Regions from separate parts of the Homo sapiens genome. Here region 2 is linked to region 1. A link is an interaction called in ENCODE POLR2A ChIA-PET data of the cell type or tissue named here. Cell type or tissue: HepG2. All regions are shown on one strand. Links, peaks and the distances in the headings refer to the core of each region. The heading gives the core; the rest is flanking DNA.

Evidence for each region. ChIA-PET counts read pairs that join two places held together with the same protein. Peaks named below come from ENCODE experiments on the same cell type or tissue, not always from the same donor. Only the 100,000 strongest peaks of a DNase experiment are listed, where the experiment ranks them.
Region 2: POLR2A ChIA-PET joins it to region 1 with 7 read pairs; 3 of 35 experiments call an interaction of 5 or more read pairs at or near these places.

The regions. Positions count from the first base shown.
Region 1 is chr6:151,093,741-151,099,121 of GRCh38, forward strand. All of the region lies in intron 27 of MTHFD1L (methylenetetrahydrofolate dehydrogenase (NADP+ dependent) 1 like), which reads left to right. The region is part of intron 3 of LOC124901432 (a long non-coding RNA gene); the gene reads right to left. Among named protein-coding and RNA genes, the nearest start is that of MIR12131, 6.2 kb to the right of the region's middle. In HepG2, for the core only: no CTCF peak of the experiment used is centred there; DNase peaks (open chromatin) are centred at 2,371 and 2,661.
Region 2 is chr6:151,151,498-151,156,878 of GRCh38, forward strand. No RefSeq gene overlaps it. Among named protein-coding and RNA genes, the nearest start is that of MIR12131, 52 kb to the left of the region's middle. In HepG2, for the core only: no CTCF peak of the experiment used is centred there; a DNase peak (open chromatin) is centred at 3,104.

The DNA of each region.
Region 1 (5,381 bases), core at 247-5,246:
CAACTGTGTGGCACAACAGGTGTGTTCGGCTCTCTTGTCCCTGGACAGACACATAGCCATGGGACAGACCATTTAACTAGAGGGCCCCATGGGTTCCAGGAAGGGCAGGGCAGCAGAAAGTAGGCCACTTGATGACTTCGGGTTTGCACAGTCTCAGGTTGGGCTTTGACTCTGAGCTGTCTTAGGCAGCCCAGACCTGGGGACTCTCGGTCTTATTCATGTCCACGCCACAGCACTGCAGCCATACCTGCTGGCTTCTATCCTGACTCCCCATCGTGAAGAAAAATGACCACATTCCTAAACCTCTTCCCTGGGAGACAACTCCTAATCAGAAGCTTGAAAGGCTCAGGGCTGCTTCTCCTACCCCAGGGATCAAACATGTCCTCACCATATTCTAAAGACACATTCTTTCCCCGCAAGCACCCCGCCTCCTTCTCCCCACTGACTCCTGTTCCTGAGCCCAGAACCTCTCCCTCTTGCCAGCATATTCTCGGCCTTTGCAGATGAGCTTTTGTGGCCTAAAGACCTTCTTCTTCAACCATCTCTGAGTTACGGCTCCAAGCCAGGCACCCAGGATTCTCATTTCATTTGTTTCACTACCAGGAGTCCACTTGAGGACTTGTTGTTGTTGTTGTTGTTTGAGACAGAGTCTCGCGCTATCACCTAGGCTGGAGTTCAGTGGCGTGATCTCTGCTCACTGCAACCTCCGCCTCCCGGGTTCAAGCAATTCTCTTGCCTCACCCTCCCAAGTAGCTGGGATTACAGGTGTGTGCCACCACGCCCCGCTGATTTTTGTATTTTATTTATGTATTTATTTATTTGCGACAGAGTCTTACTCTGTTGCCAAGGCTGGAGTGCAGCGGCACTGTGTGGGCTCACTACAACCTCTGTCTCCTGGGTTCAAGCAATTCTCCTGCCTCAGCCTCCCAAGCAGTTGGGATTACAGGCGTCCACCACCATGCCCAGCTAGTTTTTTTATTTTTAGTAGAGACAGGGTTTCACCATGTTGGCCAGGCTGGTCTCGAACTCCTGACCTCAGGTGATCCACCCGCCTCAGCCTCCCAAAGTGCTGAGATTACAGGCGGGAGCCACCACGCCCAGCCTAATTTTTGTATTTTAATAGAGATGGGGTTTTACCGTGTTGGCCAGGCTGGTCTCAAACTCCTGACCTCAAGTGAGCCACCTCGTCTGGCCAAGTTTTTTTGTTGAGGCTTTGTTGCTAAAACACTAAAGACCTAGGCTATGGTGAGAAAGATAAGGGAACCATAAATGAAATTACATTAAAACAAAGTGTGAAATTGTTTGTTTTGAGTTGTGGATGTTGTTTGGGGGTGTTTGTATGTGTTTTTTGCTGAGGAGCGGGAGCTGTGTTAAGTTTGAGCCATAACTGCATCTTTGATCTTTGTTATTTCAGAAAAAATAAAACTCTAGAAAATGAAGTAAGGGAGACTAGTTTAACAAAGAAACCCATAAACTCAAGTGTTGATAAAATGTTGTTTCATCTTTTGGTGTGAGCTTGTGTGTTGCCAATGTCTTCCATTCCCCAGTAAGGCTGTGGGGAAATAATTGCTATTTCCCCAATTGCTAGTTGGCCTAGCAATTCTCTTTTTATGTCAGGAACCCATTATGTTACATTTCTGCCATTTGTCATTTTTCTCCAGAATAAGTGTGTTTGATTCTCCCATCTCTCTTGGACAGTATTTTTCCAGCTTTTGGTGAGTTTTCACATGCTCTCCAAGTAGGTCATATAAGTCCAATTATACCTTAATCACTGTAGTTAGGACTCAGGTCCTACTCAGGGATACATCCTTAGCATTATTAATGCATACCCTTAAATCCTTTATTACCTACTCCCTAACAAGAATTCCTCCAGATCTTATATACGGGGCCTGCAGGGCAGGACACAGGCCTATGGTAATTACTTCCAATGTATCGGGCATTGTGCTAAGCACTTTGCATGGGTGGTCACAGCACCTCTGGAGCCAAGTGTTGTCCCATAAGGGCCACAAGGCTTCAAGAGGACGGAGCCTACCCCTTGGTCACTGAGGGGTGGCCCTGGTCTGCAAGGCTACAGAACTGCCTTGCCACCCTGTGGCACTGCCTCTCATTTCATAGCTGGCACATGTCATTTTGCCACCCCCATCACATGTCATGCTGGCATCAACCCAGGGAGGTGGGTAGTATTTTTGTTGAAGAGCTGCAAGAACTCTGCCCAGAGAAGTCGACAACCTGCTCAAGTTGTGCAGCTAATAACTACAAAAGCCAAGACTCAACTCAGATCTGTTGACTCTCAGTATTACCCCAACCTTTATGCCCCAAACCAAAGGATGCCCTTTTCATTTCAGTCACGGGTAAAATGAACTTTGGCCCATTCCGAAAGATGATACCAGCTATTTGAACAGACAGGTACTTGAGGATAATGAGGTAATTTTTTCTAATAAGTAAAGATAATTGTTTGGGTATTAAAAGCTATGATTTTGTCATAATTCTTTTTAGTCCAAGTATAATAGAGCCAGCTCTTTCCTAATTCTCTAATGGAATGGCATTTCTACCCCTTACCCACCCCCCAATCCAAGGCCTCTTTCTTCTTTGTGAATTGCTAAATACAGTTCTGGGCTAGTGGGCAGTGGTTCAAAACCCATCGTTTGACCCTGCTTGAACAATCAAAAACAGATCCAGTGTCCTAAGATAAAACCACTATACAAAGCAAACATTCCCTCTCAGTGGCTCCTCGGTAATGACCCAGCAAGTATTGTCTGTTTCCCGTGCCTCTCACTATAGCCATCAGGGACCACTTCTACTAATAATCAGAGGTCTGCGGCTATTCAAAATGCATAAAATAAAAATGTTAAAGCTTAGGTGACAGCTTGGACAAACGTGGGCATCTGAAAGGAAATGTCTGGCTTGCTGACGTTGCTCCTTCAGGGATCACACCGTAGATGGTGTGCATACCCAGGTGCGGAGCAGCACACTCATTATTCCCCCAGGAAAGTGTTGAAGGCGCGTTCCACTCAGGAAGAAGATTGTGCTTGGTTGATGACAACTTTCTGTCCTTCCCTTCCTCACCTTTCTAGCCTGTCTCACCTCCTAGGAAACCGTGTGAAACCAAAGGTGAACATTATATGCCAAAAAACATCAGAATTGGAGCTCTCCTTGCTCCCTCTTCCCAAGACTTCTCTGTAGTGCCTTCACTGTGGTTAGAATAAGGGCATGACTCATTCTTTTGGATGTCACTAAATAGAACTAATTAAAATAGATTTTTTGTCCCAGTGAAATTGATCCGGCTGTTGAGTCTTTTGTTTAAAGATTATTGGAATGAAGGATTTGATACTTTTCCCCCCATTCTTTTTTCTCACTTGGAAACTTTATCATATTTCTGAGCTTTGGCAAGATTCATTCAAATGAACACACAATAAAGTCTGGCAAATTTCCTGAAGAATTCAAGGACTCCCTTACTTCTTTATTGTACTGTGCAAAGTTACGTTGAGTACGGAATCAGATTCACTCCAGTCCTGCTACAAATGTTTGTTATTTACAAAAGAATTGCTTTTTCTTGAATTACATACACAGAAATAAGTTCAGGAAAGAAATTAGTTTCTTTCCTAAACTGGCTTTAGGGCATCTACAGACAAATGGTTAAAGAAAATGTGGTATGTATAGAGAGTGGAATACTACTTAGCCATTAAAAAAGAATGAAATAATGTCATTTACAGCAGCATGGATGGAAGTGGAAGTTATTATGTGAAATAAGCTGGGCACGGAAAGACTAATGCTGCATGTTCTCACTCTCATGTGGAAGCTAAAAAGCTTACCCTCATAGACAGAATAAATGGTAGATACCAGAGGCTGGGAAGGATGGGTGGCTGGGAGGAGGTTATGAAGAAAGGTTGGTTATGGGTACAAACATACAGTTAGACGAAGAAATAAGCTCTAATGTTTGATAGCAAACTAGGATGACTATACTCAGCAACAATATTTTGTATACTTCAAAGTAACAGGAAGAGAGTGGGGTGTACTTGAAATGATACCAACATACAGTAGTAATGATAAATACTCAAGATAATGGACACCCCAGGTACCCTGACTTGATCACTACACATTCCAGGCACATAATAAACACTCATATATACCCCATAAGAATATAAAATATTAGGCCAGGTGTGGTGGCTCATGCTTCTAATCTCAGCAGTTTGGGAGTCCGAGTGGGTGGATCACTTGAGCCCAGGAATTCGAGACCAGCCTGGGAAACATGGCAAAACCCTGTCCCTACTAAAAATAGAAAAATTAGCCAGGCGTCATGGCACGCACCTGTAATCTCAGCTACTCAGGAGGCTGAGGCAGGCAAATCTCTTGAACCCAGGAGGTGGAGGCTGCAGTGAGCTGAGATCATGCCACTGCACTCTAGCCTGGGTGACAGAGCAAGACTCGGTCTCAAAAATATATATAATGTATCAATACAAGGGAAAAATGGGCAGAAATTTTCAATGATATTTAATAACCATAAATTAATCTTGAGTTGGGTTGCTGCCTGCCAGCCCTTCTGTGAACATGATTTGTTCAGTCCCAAGTCACAAACCACAGGGTTACAAAGTACCCTGGGAGGGTGCCTGAGCTCTGTGGTTTTAGTCTTGAAACTTTATCTTTTCACAAAGCAATTCAAAAATTGCTCATCACCATTGTGTTCCGAGAAAAGGGGCGCCAAGGCATCACCCTGAGCCATCCGAGGAGTGCTGTGTGCCTTCTTCCTTTCTGCTTCCAAGTAGGATGGAAGCTCCAGCTTTATACTTAAATAATCCTCATCAACATCTAAAAGATAGTGATAATTAAATCTCTCCTATCTAACTAAAATGGAATGTTTTAAAGCTTAGGTAACAATTCTGAAATTCTTAATTCCCCCCAAAACAAACTTTTTCTGAGCACATTTTGATTTCTTATTCCCATGCCAGAATAGACTGTTTTGTATATGGTATCTTCCAAGATATTTTCCCACTGAGTTAACTTCTGAAATTGCTTCTTCCAACGCATAAGCAATAAACAACAGATTCGTTTTTACATTCTCACCTTAGCTATTGCATCTCTGATTGTTTTCATCTATAATGAGACTTTCTATACTTTGGCCAGTCCTTCTGTTTTTCTTAAAATGTGGGACCACAGGCCAGGCACGGTAGCTCGCATCTGTAATCCCAGCAATTTGGGAGGCCGAGGCAGGCGGATCACCTGAGGTCAGGAGTTCAAGACCAGCCTGGCCAACATGGTGAAACCCCATCTCTACTAAAAATACAAAAATTAGTCGGGCATGGTGGCGGGTACCTGTAATCCCAGCTACTTGGGAAGCTGAACCCTGAGAATTGCTTGGACCCAGGAGGCGAAGGTTGCAGTGA
Region 2 (5,381 bases), core at 150-5,149, 58 kb after region 1:
GGATCACCTGAGGTCAGGAGTTCAAGACCAGTCTGGCCAACATGGTGAAACCCCATCTCTACAAAAAATACAAAAATTAGCCAGGCATGGTGGCATGTGCCTGTAATCCCAGCTGCTCGGGAGGCTGAGGCAGGAGAATTGCTTGAACCCAGGAGGCGGAGGTTGCAGTGAGCCAACGTCACAGCTCTGCACTCCAGCTATCTCAAGAAAAAAAAAAAAGTCTTTCAGGGGATTCGGATCCTCAGACAAGTTTGGAAACCACTGACATAGGTAGTGTCCTGAGTCAAACTTGGAGGACACATGGAAGGCAGGGAAAGGGGGGAAAAGAAAGAGGAGTCTGGGTCCTAGGTTTGCCCAGCATGGATGATGATGATGGCATTGACGGAGCGAGTGCTGGAGGAGCCTTGGGGTGAAGTTGTTCTGCACGAGCTGAGTGTGCGGTGTCCGCACATATCCCGATGAAGATGGCCTTTTGGCAACTGGGAGCCAAGCCGGGGACTCAGGAGAGCAATCTGTCATTTAGGACCTTGAGAATTTGCCGTTTTGCTAGGAAAAAGGTCATCTTCCCATACTCACTCTGTCCTCTAGTTTAGCAGAAAGAGGTAAAAATTACTTTTACTTTCTAACTGATTAAGCCTGACAATCAGTAGTGATAATCCAGAAATAAGTACATTTAATTCATTTATGACAGTCCTAGAGTTTGCATAGTTACCTGTTTCTCATAAACAAATGCTTTAAAAGAAATTAAAAGAAGGATATTTTTGAGAAAATATGCACTTTAAAAATGGTCATGTTTAAACTCCAGTGGATGTTAGTAATTGACTTGAAAGTCTGTTTTTACAAATAAATCCTGGACCCATAAATGGATATTTGACCCCCTATAGCATAAAAGGGCAAAAACATGTCTGTAGAAACATCTGACCTAATCAATTTTCAAATTAATCTAAAATTACTATTTGAATTCAAATGTAGTAAATGTCATGGGTCCTTTCCCTGGGGCACAGACATAAACCTGATCTCCTAAATGACATAAAATAGAGAACGGAGCAATTTCTTTGGTGAATATGAATAAGCATTGGAGCCCATCTGGATAATTTACATAAAAATTGGATTTTCGCCCTTGAATTATCTTTTTATAGTGGACATCTCTCATATTGTCTCCTCAGCCTCCTGTTCCCCTTGTCTTCCCCTGTGAGACTCCTGCAGAAACTGCCCTTTTTTTAATTTGTTTATTTTTGAGACAGAGCCTCGCTCAGTCGCCCAGGCTGGAGTGCAGTGACGCCATCTCGGCTCACTGCAACCTCCACCTCCTGGGTTCAAGTGATTCTCCTGCCTCAGCCTCCCGAGTAGCTGGGATTACAGGTATGCACCACCATGCCTGGCTACTTTTTGTATTTTTGGTAGAGACAGGGTTTCACCATGTTGTCCAGGCTGGTCTCAAATTCCTGACCTCAAGTGATCCGCCCGCCTCATCCTCCCAAAGTACTGGGATTACAGGCGTGAGCCACTGTGCCTGGTCAGAAACTGGCCTGTTTTTATGGTGCTCCCTTCCTCTGGTGGAAGTTCACTGGTCCAAGATCAAGCTCGCCTATCCCCATGGGCCACCAGCTCTCTCCCCAAGGGCATCTGCCTTTGGGATCCAGCCTTGAAGGCAATCCTTTTCTAGAACTAAGAACTCCCAGGATAAAACTTGGGAACTGACTACGTTACCTACCATTAAAAGAAATCCTTTCAAAAGAGAATGAAGCCCAAATAAGAGAATAAGAAACATCCTGACCCACTGGCGCCCCTAGTTCTAGTAGCTTCGGAAGCCAGGCTGGAATGAGGACCTCTCACAGTCGGATGGTTCATTCTTCTTTAGGTTCTGTGATCCAAGAACTCCTTTCAGCCTACTCTAGAGCAAGATGGGTTTCCAGTCTCCTGAAACTAGGACTGCCAAGAATAATAATGTACCATTTCATACAGATTGACTCTCCAACTCAACCTCTGAGATCCTAACTTTCCTCAAAACCAAACGAAAAGGAATGAGCGGAAGAAGATGCTCTCTCTTACCGGTTGAATTGTGTCCCCTCCCTGCAAGAGATATATTAAAAGTTCTGGCCCTGGTGCAGTGGCTCACGCCTATAATCCCGGCACTTTGGGAGCCCGAGGTGGGCAGATCACTTGAGCTCAGGAGTTCAAGACCAGCCTGGCCAACATAGCGAAACCCTGTCTCTAAGAAAAACACAAAAATTAGCTGGGCGTGGTGGCGCACGCTTGTAATCCCAGCGACTCGGGAGTCTGAGGCAGGAGAATCGCTTGAACCCTGGAGGCGGAGGTTGCAGCAAGCTGTGATCACACCACTGCACTCCAGCCTGGGTGGCAGAGCAAGACTCTGCCTCAAAAAAAAAAAAAAAAAAAAAAAAAAAAAAAAAGAAGAAGAAGAAGAGAAGAGACACAGAGACAGAGACAGGGAAACAAGAGAGAAGATGACCATGTGGTGACAGGTGCAGAGAGTGGAGTGATACAGCTGCAAGCCGAAAAACATCAAGGATTGCTGGAAAACACCAGAAACTAGAAGAGGCAAGGAAAGGTTTTTCCCTACAGGTTTCAGAGAGAACATGGGTAAAACCTTGACTTCAGTCTTCTGGCCTCCAGAGCTCTGAGACAATGTGTTTGTGTTATTTTAAGCCACCCAGTTTGGCATACATTATTTGGTAGCCCTGGCAAACTAGTAGTTTCTAAGATACTTTCTATCCCTACATTGTCCTGCTTTGGTGCTTTTATATGGTTGAGAAGGGGCCAAAGGTACCAAGTTCTTTTCCTTGTGAAGTTCAGATGGATGCCCTGATAAATGGGGCAAGAGGGATGAGGGAGGGGATTACAGACTGTGGGATTATAGACTTTTAGCCTAAGGCTTTGTATCCAACAGTTGTCAAATTGAGGTTACACACTGAGACTTGGTTAGGGGGGCACTTCAGACATACAGCAGACCCTCAAAAAAGGTTGCTTTTCTTTATATCTTATATTAATACAAAGAAGAGCTGAAAAAATACCTTCAAAAGCTGTTTGCTGTGAGCTCAACTGCTGACTCCACCCCCCAGCCCAGTTCCATGCTGCTCCTGTCCACTCCTTCTTTTTTTTTTTTTTTTTTTTTTGGATTTTTGCCAAAGTTCCAGGCCAAAGTTTGTAAAAGTCCCCTCTTCAAGGAACATTTATTTAGAATGTCTTGCTACACGGGAAAACACAAATCTCTCTTGGTTTGTACCATGCGGTCTTAACCAGAGCAAAATCTAGTTGGTAAACAAACCAAAAAAAAAACCCACTTTGGCCTCCACAGCTGCCACCCCTTACCTCCATCTCTCACACATTTTCTAGTATGTAAAGAACTTGTGACTGTGAGGACGAGTAGATTTTCACACAGATAGAAACTGAGAGTACAGCCATTCATCACTCTGTGGACAAATCTTCAAATCCATGCCTTTTCACTCACTGGAATATAAGAAGTTAACTGTATTTTCACAGGATAAATCTGGATGTTTCAGTAAATCTTAAGTTGTTCATGCTAACCACGAGTGTGTCTGTCAGTAATACATGAAATCTCCAAAAGATTTAGGAGCGACATTGATGAAGGTGTTTATTTTTATTTATTTTTTTTATTTATATATTTTATTTATTATTATTTTGAGTTAAATTAAATTAAATTTTCATAGAGTCTTGCTGTGTTGCCCAGGCTGGTCCTGTTGTTTCTTTTTCCCTTCCTTCCTTCCTTTTTCTTTCTCTCTCTCTCTTTCTTTCTTTCTTTCTTTCTTCTCTCTCTCTTTCTTTCTTTCTCTCTTTCTCTCTTTCTTTCTTTGTGTTTCTCTCTTTCTTTCTCTTTCTTTCTTTCTTCTTAAGACAGAGTCTCACTCTGTTGCCCAGGCTGGAGTGCAGGCTGGAGGGCTCACTGCAGCCTCTACCTCTGCAGGATCAGGCAATCCTCCTGCCTCAGCCTCCCAAATAGCTGGGGATATGTAGATTTGGAGTGGGTATCCACTTCAGGTAGGAGGAAGAACAATATTAGCAAAGGCAGAGGCAAGAAAGCACCCTGCATTTTGGAGACAATAGAATCAAGCTTTTCTGAGTGGAAGGGATTTTAACACATTGGTTAGTCCAGTGATTTTTCACATCATGTTAAATTGCATAACTCTAAAAGATGATTTAGAGACAATATATAAAGCAGACAAAAGTGGAGCTGATCTGAGTAGATCAGGGTGGATCTAGTGGGACCCAGCCATGATGGTATGAGAGACCCATGTGTAACCTTCATAAGAGAAATGTAAACTGAAATCAAGATAAGGTTTGGTTAACAAATATAGATAGGAGGAGAATTGAATAAATAGAGACATTCATGTCCCTGGGTGGAGAAGTGTCCATTGTTATCTAATTAATGTATACCTTTACTGCTATTCCAACTCAAATCCCCATGGAAGTTTTGTAGAACTTAATATTTTTTTCAGAAAGAAGACTCTAGAATTAGGAGAATTACTCTAACATTTAACAGTATATTGTAAAACTGTAATAATTTGCATTCTGTATACTTTATCATATAATACTATAATACTTTCTAATACTATGCTATTAGATTTCATAATAAAGAACAGTGTGATAATGGTATACAAGGCTTATCCAAAGATAAGCCTTATTATACAATAAAATTAAATACATGAGAAAAAGCCATTATAAAAGTCAAAGGGAAAGAAAGAAAAATGCAGTTTTCTTTGGGAATAATATATAGGTCATCTGGAATAAAAATCCTATTGTTATTCACTACAAACCTATACCAAAATAAGTTCCAGATGATTTAAGGTTTTAATATATTTTAAAATATAAAAAAGAATAAAATAAATTAAATAGGTGGTAAACATCTAGATAGAAAAATGACATTCTATACTAAGAAACACTTGAAATCAAAAGATGAACAGATTTTAATAGATACAATGTTAAATTGCCCTAAGTAAAAAATAAAAATAAAATCAATAACCAAAAATAAGGCACCAATAGGCTGAAAAGTGCAAAAATAAATATTATACAAACTTAATAGCCTTTTTATATGATTTCATAAAGTAAGAAACATCACCAAGACCTTCCCCACAAAATGAGTAGACAACCCGCCAAATAAAATTTGTGAACACATATATGGAAAGATAATTAAACGTATTTGCAGGCAAAGAAATATAGACTTTGGCCGGATGCAGTGGCTCACGTCTGTAATCCCAACACTCTGGGAGGATGAGCTGGGTGGATTGCTTCAGCCCAGGAGTTTGAGAATAGCCTGGCAACACGGTGAAACCCTGTCTCTACCAAAAATACAAAAAAACTATCCAGGTGTGGTGGCGCACACCTGTAGTCCCAGCTACTTG